Regions from separate parts of the Homo sapiens genome. Here region 2 is linked to region 1. A link is a loop called in an ENCODE intact Hi-C map of the cell type or tissue named here. Cell type or tissue: B cell. All regions are shown on one strand. Links, peaks and the distances in the headings refer to the core of each region. The heading gives the core; the rest is flanking DNA.

Region 1 (2,500 bases), core at 1-2,500:
AATAACAATGCGAAAGGCAGAAAGAGGTAAATTCATTTAAAGGTTACACAGTTCTAGCAGTACTGAAAAGGTGGTAAAAGTGATAGTTTGCATAATTGACTTATAGTCTAATAAATATTGTGATCTCTAGGGTTGCTACAAATGAATGACAGAAGAATACATAAATCACAAGCTAATAAAAGAATAATAATGGATATTTAATCCAAAAGAGAACGAGAGAGAGAGAAGCAGAAAGGAACACAGAATAGATGGGAGAAATAGAAAACTAATAAGGTTGTTGATATAAACCCAAGTATGTCAGTAATTATGTTAAGTGCAATTTGACCAAGATTGTCAGACTTAAAAAGATTTTAAAAAGAACCTAGTTCTTTACTATTTACAAGAGACACAGTTTAATTACAAGAACACAGAATAGTTGAAAGTAAAGGATGGAAAAATATACCATGCAAATATTAACCCTTCAAAATAAGCTGACACAGTTACATTAATATCAATGTATATTTTAAGATGAAACAGTTCATAATGATAAGGAGGCCAACTCAACAGTAATATATCATAATCTGGAATCTATATGTACTTGATAAAATAGCTTCAATCTATATGTAGCAAAAATGGACAGAAAAAATAGACAAATACACACTCATAGTTAGAAAATTCCACACCTATCTCAATAGCTAATAGGACAAGCAACCAAAAATCAGTGAGACTAAAGATCTGAGCAACAATTAAACATATATACATATGAGACCATTGAATCTATTAGGACCGATGACAGGTATGTTTTTTCAAGTGCGCATGGGCTATTTACCAAAATTGACCCTTTGCTGGGCTCTAAGCTACAATACATTGCAAAAGATTGAAGTTATTCAGAGCATACCTTCTAGCCACAGTGGAATTAAACTAGATGTCAGTAACGAAAAGATAACTAAAAAATTAACTTCTAGGAAATTTAAACTCTAAGGTAGTATATACATTCTCTGGATCAAAACTGAGAACTAACTTGATAGAACAAAGAATAATTTAGAATAGTTTTTATATAGGAGGGTCTTAGAATGAAAAGTTCATAAAAAAACTTTACTTATCTTAATAATGATTATCATTGTTTGAGTGCCTGCTAAATGCTGTTACCTGCTAGGCGTTTTACTCAATTTATCCCTTATAGCAGCCTGTGAGATAGGTTAGGAGGCAGAAAAAAATGACCGATACCATCTGAGTTCCTAGGGCATCCCGTGTGTGATGGGGCTGGCAACAGTCATCCTGGATGATGTAATCTCTTGCTTCAGGGACAGACACTGTGAAATAGCTTACTCAATTATTTCCCTTAATCCTTCCTCAATAATAATTACTCAATCTGTTCTGCTTTTATCCTCATTTTACAGATGAGGAAACTATAGCTTAGAAGGGTTAGGGACTTGCTAGAGCTCACTAATACGTGGTGAAATCAGGCTTCGGCACTACCCAATACTGCCTCAACAGGGGACTTTGTATAAGTGACCCAATGGCAGTTGGGCTCTGAAGACTGAAAAAGTTGCTCTGCTGTTAGATTTATGCTTTTCAGAATATGTTCTTAATGAAAGTTTCACCTGACTTGTTATCTAGTCTGAAATCTAAAGAGGAACTGGTGTATGGAAAGTTGGTAACCAGCACAAGAGAATTAAAAGGAGTTATTTTTACTCAGACTCGAGTATCACTTTAAACAAGACGTGAAACAAAACAAATTCTCAGGCTCATTAAGGTTAAGTGATAGAAAAGGCTGTGACTGTCTCTGTTGGCTTAGTTGTTCTAGAACAACATCCTGTTGTTCTTTAGTATTAGCACAAAAGATAATTTGGGAGACAAAATAGAGATGTGCCACAGAATAAGATCACTAGTGACTCTTTGATTTGTTTATTTCACAAGAAGCAGCTTAAGCACCTCAGTATACTTTGGTATAAGTCTTCTTTAGTTACCCATAGGTATAATTTATATCAAAGCAAACGCAACTTAGAACTTCAGCTCCTTGAGAAATACTCAATAAGAGTTGGTTTCCTGAAAGTCATACCTAGGTGTTTGTGGGGAGAGAGAAAGGATAGCCACAGAGCAAGCAATGGCTAAGAATGTTAATGTGGCCAGCAATATTTAGCTAACTTGTTTCTCAACCTTTTCTTTCACAGGAAAATCTCTAACTTCCAAGGTCCCACCAACAGTTCAGAAACCTACCACAGTAAATGTTCCAACTACAGAAGTCTCACCAACTTCTCAGAAAACCACCACAAAAACCACCACACCAAATGCTCAAGGTACAGAGACTCCATCAGTTCTTCAAAAACACACCACAGAAAATGTTTCAGCTACAAGAACCCCACCAACTCCTCAGAAACCCACCACAGTAAATGTCCCAGCTACAATAGTCACACCAACACCTTAGAAACCCACCACAATAAATGTTCCAGCTACAGGAGTCTCATCAACACCTCAAAGACACACCATAGTAAATGTTTCAGCTACAGGAACCCTACCA
Region 2 (8,431 bases), core at 2,255-4,754, 120 kb after region 1:
TAAAACCATGATGACAGCACATTAGATTAATGAGGTGCTCTCACACAGTTTTGTAGGAATATATGTGGTACAACTCTTATTAAGGAAATTTGGCAATATCTAACAAACCTACATATGTGTTTACCATTTGACCCAGCAATCCCACTTCTAGGAATTTGAACTGAAGACATGCTTCTAACAGCAGAAAAATAAATATTCACAAAGTTACTCTTTAGAGCATTAAAAACAACCAAACTGTCCATACATAGGGAGATGGTTGAATAAACTATGGCATATCCACACAGTGAAGTATTGCATGCAACTGTAAAAATGAATGAGGAATATTTGAATTTGTAGGAAATAGTGGATTCCAGCATATTTGTTAAGTTAAAAAAGAAATGTGCAAAAGAATACCTATAGCATGCTTTTAAAATGTAATAAAAAAGGAGAACTAAGAAGACAAATGTGTAGCAGCTCATTTGAGCAAAACTAAGGACAAACCAGAAACTACTGAAATTGAGTACCTATGGTGGAGAGGATAGAGGTGATGGAGAGAAGTGACATTTCCCTTTTATTGTGTCTTTTTATATCAATCTGACATTTGGGACTACGTTAATGTTTTATTTAAGCAAAAAAAAATCAAAAAGATTGAGGGGAAACTAAAATAGAATACAAAGAGAAACAAATTAACAGTATTTTGAATGAATAACAATCACACTGAAGAGGGGGAATAATCTGAGTAACTTTGGAACACAACAATGCTGTTTTTATATTTTCGGGCTATAAACAAAATAAAACTTTAAAAACGAGTAGATTTGATTTCCATCATAGTATAGAAATAGCAATTTTAAACTTCTTTCTGTGTATTCTAGGATTAAGCAAATAAGTAAATATATTGTGGATCTAGGTGTCTCACTGTTGAAGAAGGGAGTTACACATGCAGAAAGAGGGAAGGACAGAATGAACTCTATGCTAACGGACTGAAATTGGAAGAATCACTGTGAATTCATGACATATATAAATATAGATATGGGAATGGATATACATATATATATATAATACATATCCTTGCTCTGTCTGCTGAGAGGGTGCGGAAACAATGATACTCCAATAAAAATGAACACACTTAGCATCCAATTCTGGCATCTAAATGCCATTCTCTGCCAGAAAGAACCAGCATTCCTTGGAGAAACAGCAAATTCCAGTGTCAGGTCTAGAGGTGAGTCTGGAGCATTTTTTTTTGTGTGTGTGCCAGAAAGTAAGGAAGTGCTCAAAGAACAATAAGAACAAGTCAAAATGACATAGGAACTATTTTGAGGGCTCCCACTGGCCCGATCAGGGAGAATTTAAGCATCAAAATAAATAATGGTAGCCATGAATTATGACCCATTGAGTAAATAAATAAAATTCATATTGATATAGTTTATGCTGATATAGATAAATGAATAAATAAATAGAGAAGGGAAAACTTTTATTTACAGTAAAATGCCAACAGATGAATATAGAAGTAATTATTAAATTAGGAAAAAACACCCTTTGACAACCATCATAGTAAAAATTGATTCAAGAAAGGATCATCAATAGACGCTAAAATTTGTGGGTAAAAATTTGATGAAAAAATGAGGAATTTACATAGTTTTAAAGTATCTCCCTATAAAATACTTATTAATTACAAAGGGAAAAATACTGAGTCTACACTAAGAAACATGGCAGGCACCATCTTAACTAAGTGATCAAAGTTACCACCACCAGTAATAGGACAAATAGACAACATATGCCTCCCCGTAAGGATAAGACATCCTTTCTGGTATTCCTGTCAAATAATTAGATTCAATAACCTGAATCTATCATGAAGAAATGATAGACAAATCCAAATTGTGGGGTGTGATCCTGTCTCCTGACATTACCATCCACGTATACTGCCCTCCTACACTGAAAAGGGCTGATCTGTACAATCAATTGGATATTCTGGAGTTAACATATTGTGATTTCTGAGGACAGGTCACAAAGGACATTATGGCTTCTTCTTTCTTGTTCTCAGAGACGCTAGCTGGCATGTCACGAGGACACTCAACACACAAGCAGCGAGCCCTATGGCAAAATCCACGTGGTGAAGAATGAAGCTTCCAGCCAAAGGCTGGTAAGTGAGCCATCTTAGATGTGGATTCGCCTATCCCAGTTAACCCTTCAGATGACTGCACCTCCAGCTGGTGTCTTAACTGCAATCTCCTGAGCGATCCCAAGCCAGAACCACCTGACCGACCCACAGAAACTGTGAGATCATAAATGTTTATTCTTGCTTTACACCACTACCTTCAGGGTAATTTGTTATTATAATAGATAACGGACTTAAAAGTCATTCTCCAAAAATAATTGTGGTGTATTCGTCAAAAATGTAAAGGTCATGCAATACCAAAAATGCTGAGGACATTTTTCCAGAATAAAGAACTGGGGGTGGGGGGAAGGCATAATGATCAAACACAATACATGATCCTGAAATGATTCTGGACCAGGAAAAACAAAGGTTGGTTTCTATTGTTGTTATTGTTTTTACCATAACACAGGTTATTGAGATGATTGTCAAAATTTAAATACAGATGGTAGCTTATAGTCTTGTGTCAATGTTAAGTTCTTATTTTTGATCATTGCACTCTAGTTATGGAACAGAAAGTCCTTAGTGAACCATTTAGAATAGGAATAAATGCTAGATGGTTCCAAAGTAATAATTATATAATTATAATTATATAATCACATATATGTACATATATGTCTATAGAGAAAGAATAGAGAATGGTAAAGAAAATACAGCAAAATGTTAACATGCAGAGAATCTGGGTGACAAGTATATGGGAATTCTCTGCAGTACTCTTGAAACTTTTCTGTAGAGATTACTTCAAAATAAAGAACAGAGCAGAAGTGGCTGCTGTTCCTAAATTCCCTAAGTAAACTTACACTGCTTTTTCAAACTGGGAGATGAATCCACTAATAGGTTTTGAAATGAGTTTGGTGGATTTCTAATAAGAATAGGATAGCCTAGCCTAGTCTAGCATAACACAGCATGGCACAGAGGACGAACATTGTAGATTACTAAGGGTGAGTACTAACTTGTGAAAGTTTTGTTTAAGTTCTAGTAAGAGAAACAAGTGAGTGTAGTGGGTTGCGTGGTCAAAAAAGTGGGGAAGCCACCGCAACGAGGGGTGAGTCTGAGCCAAAGAGTGGCTCAGAGCTCCCCGCCCACCTCGTGCCGGGCCGTCCCTCCCGCTTGTCCCACCCTCACCGGCGCCGCGTCAGCCCCCAGGCCGCCTGCAGGTGTGCGCTCAGAACTAGCACGTGTGCCGGACACTATTTAAGGGCCCGCCTCTCCTGGCTCACAGCTGCTTGCTGCTCCAGCCTTGCCCTCCCAGAGCTGCCGGACGCTCGCGGGTCTCGGAACGCATCCCGCCGCGGGGGCTTCGGCCGTGGCATGGGCGCCGCGGGCCTGCTCGGGGTTTTCTTGGCTCTCGTCGCACCGGGGGTCCTCGGTGAGCTGGGAGGGGGAGCACGGAGGTGGGGACGCGTCCCGGGCAGGGAAAGTTTCTGTGCCGCGATGCAAAGCAGGGGGCCAAAAGCGAGACGGTGGGGGCAGTGCTCGACGCGTGTCCGCCTCCCGCTAGCTTTGAGGGACCACTGCAATAAACCGCCTGGTCCTGATTGTCCCCACTGGCCCCTCCGGGAGCTGGGACCTCCAGAATTGGAGGCTGCGCCACAGAGGGGCGCTGTCTGGTCGGCCCGGTGTGGCTGGCGGCGTGCGGGTGCTCGCGGTCTCCTGCCGGGCTCCCCGCCCCCAGGATTCTGCAGGTGCTCATCGCTCTCTGGCCGGCGGTCAGCGCTACCGCTCGCCACGGGAAACCTACCCACTGCATGAGGCACCAGCTAGCCACGTGAGGCTGTTTCTGTACACCCGAACCGCGCTCTTGCCCAGCAAAAGCGGCAGAACCTCGGCTCCCTTCCCTAAATAAGAGTAAGACCTGGTTCCCAAGCATGGGTCTCAGATTTTCTGAACTCTAATGTGATATTGGTAGAGATCCTAAACATTAACCATCCGTAGTTATTTTTGAGACATGGATTAAAACTATTGTTTTCTTCTTGTTATTAACCTACTGTAATGGTGTGGACGTCCGCAAAGGTCTCATTCACCGTTTATTATATCTTTTTTTCCTCCAGATTGGCTTGATTTTAAAGAAAGATTATAATTAAGATTAGCGTCTCTTGGCTACAGGATGGGTCTAAGTTTCTAATTATCTCCACGGTACCGTGCATTCCTAGTTTATAAGACGTTTACTGTGTGCAGACCTCAATAACTGGGTGACTTTTGGCAAGTCATTTAGCTCCCTGATCTTCAGTTTCTTCATCTGTAAAATGAAACTAGTGATTAACTGGCCTTCCACCTCACTGAGCTGCCCTGAGCACAGATGAAACTAAGCAAAGAAAGTTGGATGTTAGTCGTTACTACTAAATATCAGTAATAAGCCTCCTGTACAGACTTGATTTTATGGAGCCAGCATTTAAGCTAACAAGCTGGGTGTCCAATTGTTTCTATGGACATCCAGCTTATTGAGGTGTCTGGAATACAGCACATATTAGTTTATTACAACTTTTTGCTTTCCTGACATTTTACTGTCTCCTGACCCTTAAACCTTTCTCCAGACCATTATCTTCATCTCTTTTCTTTTTCTGCATATTAACTCCCTTTGAACAAATGTATATTCACACTTTTTCTAAGAGCAGAGTACGTCCCTGACTTCTCACCTATTTCTAAATTTCAAAGAGGATATTATCAACTGAAAATCAAATTCTTCACCAGTCCTGCCAATTCAGGGCCACAGCAGCAGCATCATGTAGGTCACTTAACTGGAGCCCCATGAAATACCAGGTCTACCTATCAGCCATTCAAGCTACTGTGCTTCTGTTGTTTGTCCATTTCTCATTTTTGTACCAGTATTCCCATCCTAAGCATTATAATTACCTGTGTAACAACCTCATCTCTTTTAAGAGATTTTGGTTCTTATGATTGGAAAGGTTAAAGAGTGACCTATAGGTCACTTTCCAATTATGAAAACAAAAAATTAAGAAATATATATATTTTCATTATTTCACTCCATTGTTCAAAAATCTAAAAGGCCTCCAGTGGAAGAAAATCTGGTGTCTTCAGCCTTTCTAGCCCTTTGGAATGGGATCTCACCGAAGCTCACACCCCCTGATTTCTCCAGCTGCCTGTCTTGTATGCGCTGCTCATGGTCTTCCCCACCTGTCTCCCATGGCTCATGCTTTGCCCACTCTCCACTGCTAACTTTTACTGCTACTGCATGCTCTCCACACATCATCTCTTGGCCAGTTCCTGCACTTGAGTGTGCTTAATAAAATACTAAAGTACCTTTATAAAATGTAGGTTCCTGGTTCCACCTCCCCCTCCAGAGGTTCATAGGTTTGGAGTTAGCACAGGAAAGCTGAGGTTTAACAATCACTCTAGAAGATTCTGCAACAAGTATCTATAGGGCACACTGCTATAAGCAAAGTCAATGGAAGCAAATTTCCTTTTTAGTGTTTTCCTATTTTTCCTTTTGTCTATTTGCATAAACAGTTTCAAATTTCCTACACTTCTAGATTTTACTCAAGCCTTCAGTGGCCACCTAACTTTATCCTATGCTGAGAAAACAAAACCATGAAACAAGAATGCTCCCATTTTCTAATCGGCTACAAACCTACCAACTTACAAACTTACCTCCATCTAGAATCAGATTTTGTTCTCCACTGCAGAAAACCTGCTGAGGCCTTCCCGTCACATTAGAATAAAACCCATACCCCTTATTCTCCAGTCTGAGGCCTTCTGCCTCTCCCTGAAATTCTCTGTACCCCACTCACTCTCTCTGCCCCAGCCACACTGGCCTTCTCTTTATTCTTTGAGCACAATTGCACTAGGTATTCTCTCTTTTGAAATGCTCTTCCTACAAATTATTCTTTGCCTGTCTCCTTGACATTCAAGGCTCAGCCCTCTGTTGTGCTTCTCTGACTCTTGTCTGAAGTATCCATATTCCAGGGTACTCTCCAATACAAAACTGTGTTCTATTTTCTACAGACCACCTATCACCATCTAAAACCTTCTTCCTTATTTATGTACCTGTTTGTTGTTTGTTCCCTCACTGGAATACAAGTTCCATGAGTGCAAGACCTTAATCTGCCTTATTTCCTGATTTGAGTTCCTATCAATAGCCTGTAATTTGGAATTCAATAAATATGAATTGAAATCTTGGTATGTTTCCTCCTATAACAATGAAAGAAGTATCCATTCTGCTGACAAATTCAGCTCCTTTTCCTGTATTCATGATCATGTTCCATACCCTCTTGCCTTTGCAAGGACTTTACTTCTGCAGATATCTCCTACCTTGCATCATCAATGTACCTCTTTCTGTATGATCATCCCCACCAGCATTTAAGTATACCCCAGGAAATCCTTTATGGACCTTCTCATGACCCACTGGAACTCCATTTTCCTGTCCCTCTTCTTGTTCTTCTCAGCAAAACTTTTCATTGACTACTTACTCAAATTTCGTTATCTCCTTCTCCACTTCAGACAGGCTTCTTCCCCACAGTCTCCTGAAGCTGTTTCTTGCAATGTCGCTACTGACCCTTATGCTGATAAATCCAATGGTCATTTTTCTATGTTAATCTTTCTCAGTCTTTCAGCAAAAACTGATGACTTCCTTTACCTTGAAACCATTATCATTCTCATCTTCCAAACCAAGACACTCTTACCTGTTTTTTCCATACTTCCCTGTTGTCTCTTAGTCTTTTTTGTTCTATCTCTAAATATTAGAGGGTCTTGGGGCTCAGCCCTGAGCCTCTTCTTTCTTCATTTCTTCTTCCTAAAAAACCTCAACTCATCTTGTCTCATGGCTTTGAATACTATTTATATGTTGATGACTCATATTTATTATCTATAGTTCTGTCCTCTCTCCTGAGCTGCAAACTGCCTACTTGGCATCTTGATGTGGATGCCTAGTGTGTTAGATATACCAAGTCTGAATGGAAATGATTCTGAACACAATTCCCTACCTCAAGGCCACAACACACACACACACACACACACACACACACACACACACACTCCTTTTTCAGGCTTTCCATCCTCAGAACAGGGTAATTCTATCAATTGTGTAGCCCAAGTCAGAAGTCTAGAAGTCAGGAATCCTCCCATTTCCTCAGCCCCACATGTAAAACAACAAAAAATCTTGCCAATTCTATTTCTAAAATATATCCACTGCTCAATCCTTTGCCAAGCTTCATTTTTTTTTTTTTGGCCCTAAACTGTACTCTTTGCTTCTAAAAGTAAGCAGTTCGATCCACTCTCTACCCAATTGCCAGAATATTCCTTTAAAAATGTAAGTCAGGCCTTGTGATTCTCCTGCTTGAACTCTCCAATGACTTCTATTCAGGATAATATTCACATATCTGTGGTCTAAAAAGCCCTTCATGATCCCTCCTGCTGAGTTTTCTGACTTGATCGTGGACCATTCTGCTTTGCTCATTGCATCCCAGCCACACTTGCCTTCTGTCTGTCCCTGGAGCATACCAAATCCATTCCTCCTGTTAGGCCTCTGCCTAAAATACTTGTACCCAGCAATTTGCCTGGCTGCTTCCTTCTTCCTTCTTGTCCTTCAGTCACAACTTAAATGTTGCCTTTTCACAGGCCTTCCTTAACCATCATAACTGAAGTTGCATGCCACCCTGTCCCTTCTCCTTCCAGTGCATTACATTGTGACATATCACTCTATTTCATATTTCATGTTCAGCACCTTCTTATTTATTTCCTGGTATCTATTTACAGTCTGTCTCTTTCTGTTGGATTATAAATTCTATGAGGGTGGGAACCTTGTCTCTGATGTTCACAGATACATCTCCTGTGCTTAGGACTGAACTTTGGTTAATATGCATAACTGTTGTTAAACTAAATAACAAACAGGGAAAGACCCTAAAAAAAAAAGATATTTGTTTGGGAATAGAACATTGCAATGGGAATATGTGTGTGATTATGAATTGTGTGTATATTCAAGGAAGTAAAAGAAGACAAAGGTTTTTAAAGGAAAAATATGAGGATTACATAATTGTTTTAGAATAATTATCCTTGGCTACAAAGACCAATAACAAGGATGATGCCAGTTTGAGGTTATACAGGCAGATGCCGGAAGGATGTTCTTGTAGGGTTGCAGTGGCTTTTGTGCACGGTTGTGGTTTTTCAGTCTTTTATGATAGTTTGGGTTAACAGGTATACAAGCATGAGAACCCTATTTTCATGGCCTTCCCTGGCTTTCTGAAGGTGTTTTTTGTTGTTTTTTTTTTTATTACATTAGTGACTCTATTTTGATTCTGACAACTTTCACATCATCATTCAAAACTTGCTTATCAAATAGGCAGG

Evidence for each region. Peaks named below come from ENCODE experiments on the same cell type or tissue, not always from the same donor. Only the 100,000 strongest peaks of a DNase experiment are listed, where the experiment ranks them.
Region 2: a loop joins it to region 1, with 18 times the contacts of the local background. A loop is called at or near these places in 5 of 110 quality-filtered maps.

What each region holds. Positions count from the first base shown.
Region 1 is chr1:207,334,540-207,337,039 of GRCh38, forward strand. It overlaps CD55 (CD55 molecule (Cromer blood group)), which reads left to right. Exons shown (of 10, transcript NM_000574.5): 7 at 2,154-2,279. Among named protein-coding and RNA genes, the nearest start is that of CD55, 14 kb to the left of the region's middle. RefSeq lists enhancers at 1,163-1,342, 1,353-1,402, 1,453-1,522, 1,913-1,972, 2,013-2,092. In B cell, for the core only: a CTCF peak has its summit at 1,463; a DNase peak (open chromatin) is centred at 1,522; H3K4me3 peaks cover 1,742 bases; H3K27ac peaks cover 2,500 bases.
Region 2 is chr1:207,450,977-207,459,407 of GRCh38, forward strand. It overlaps CR2 (complement C3d receptor 2), which reads left to right and starts at 3,352. Exons shown (of 20, transcript NM_001006658.3): 1 at 3,352-3,500. The coding sequence starts at 3,443. RefSeq lists silencers at 3,191-3,420, 3,801-3,910. In B cell, for the core only: a CTCF peak has its summit at 3,694; DNase peaks (open chromatin) are centred at 3,275, 3,755 and 4,275; H3K4me3 peaks cover 1,901 bases; H3K27ac peaks cover 1,894 bases.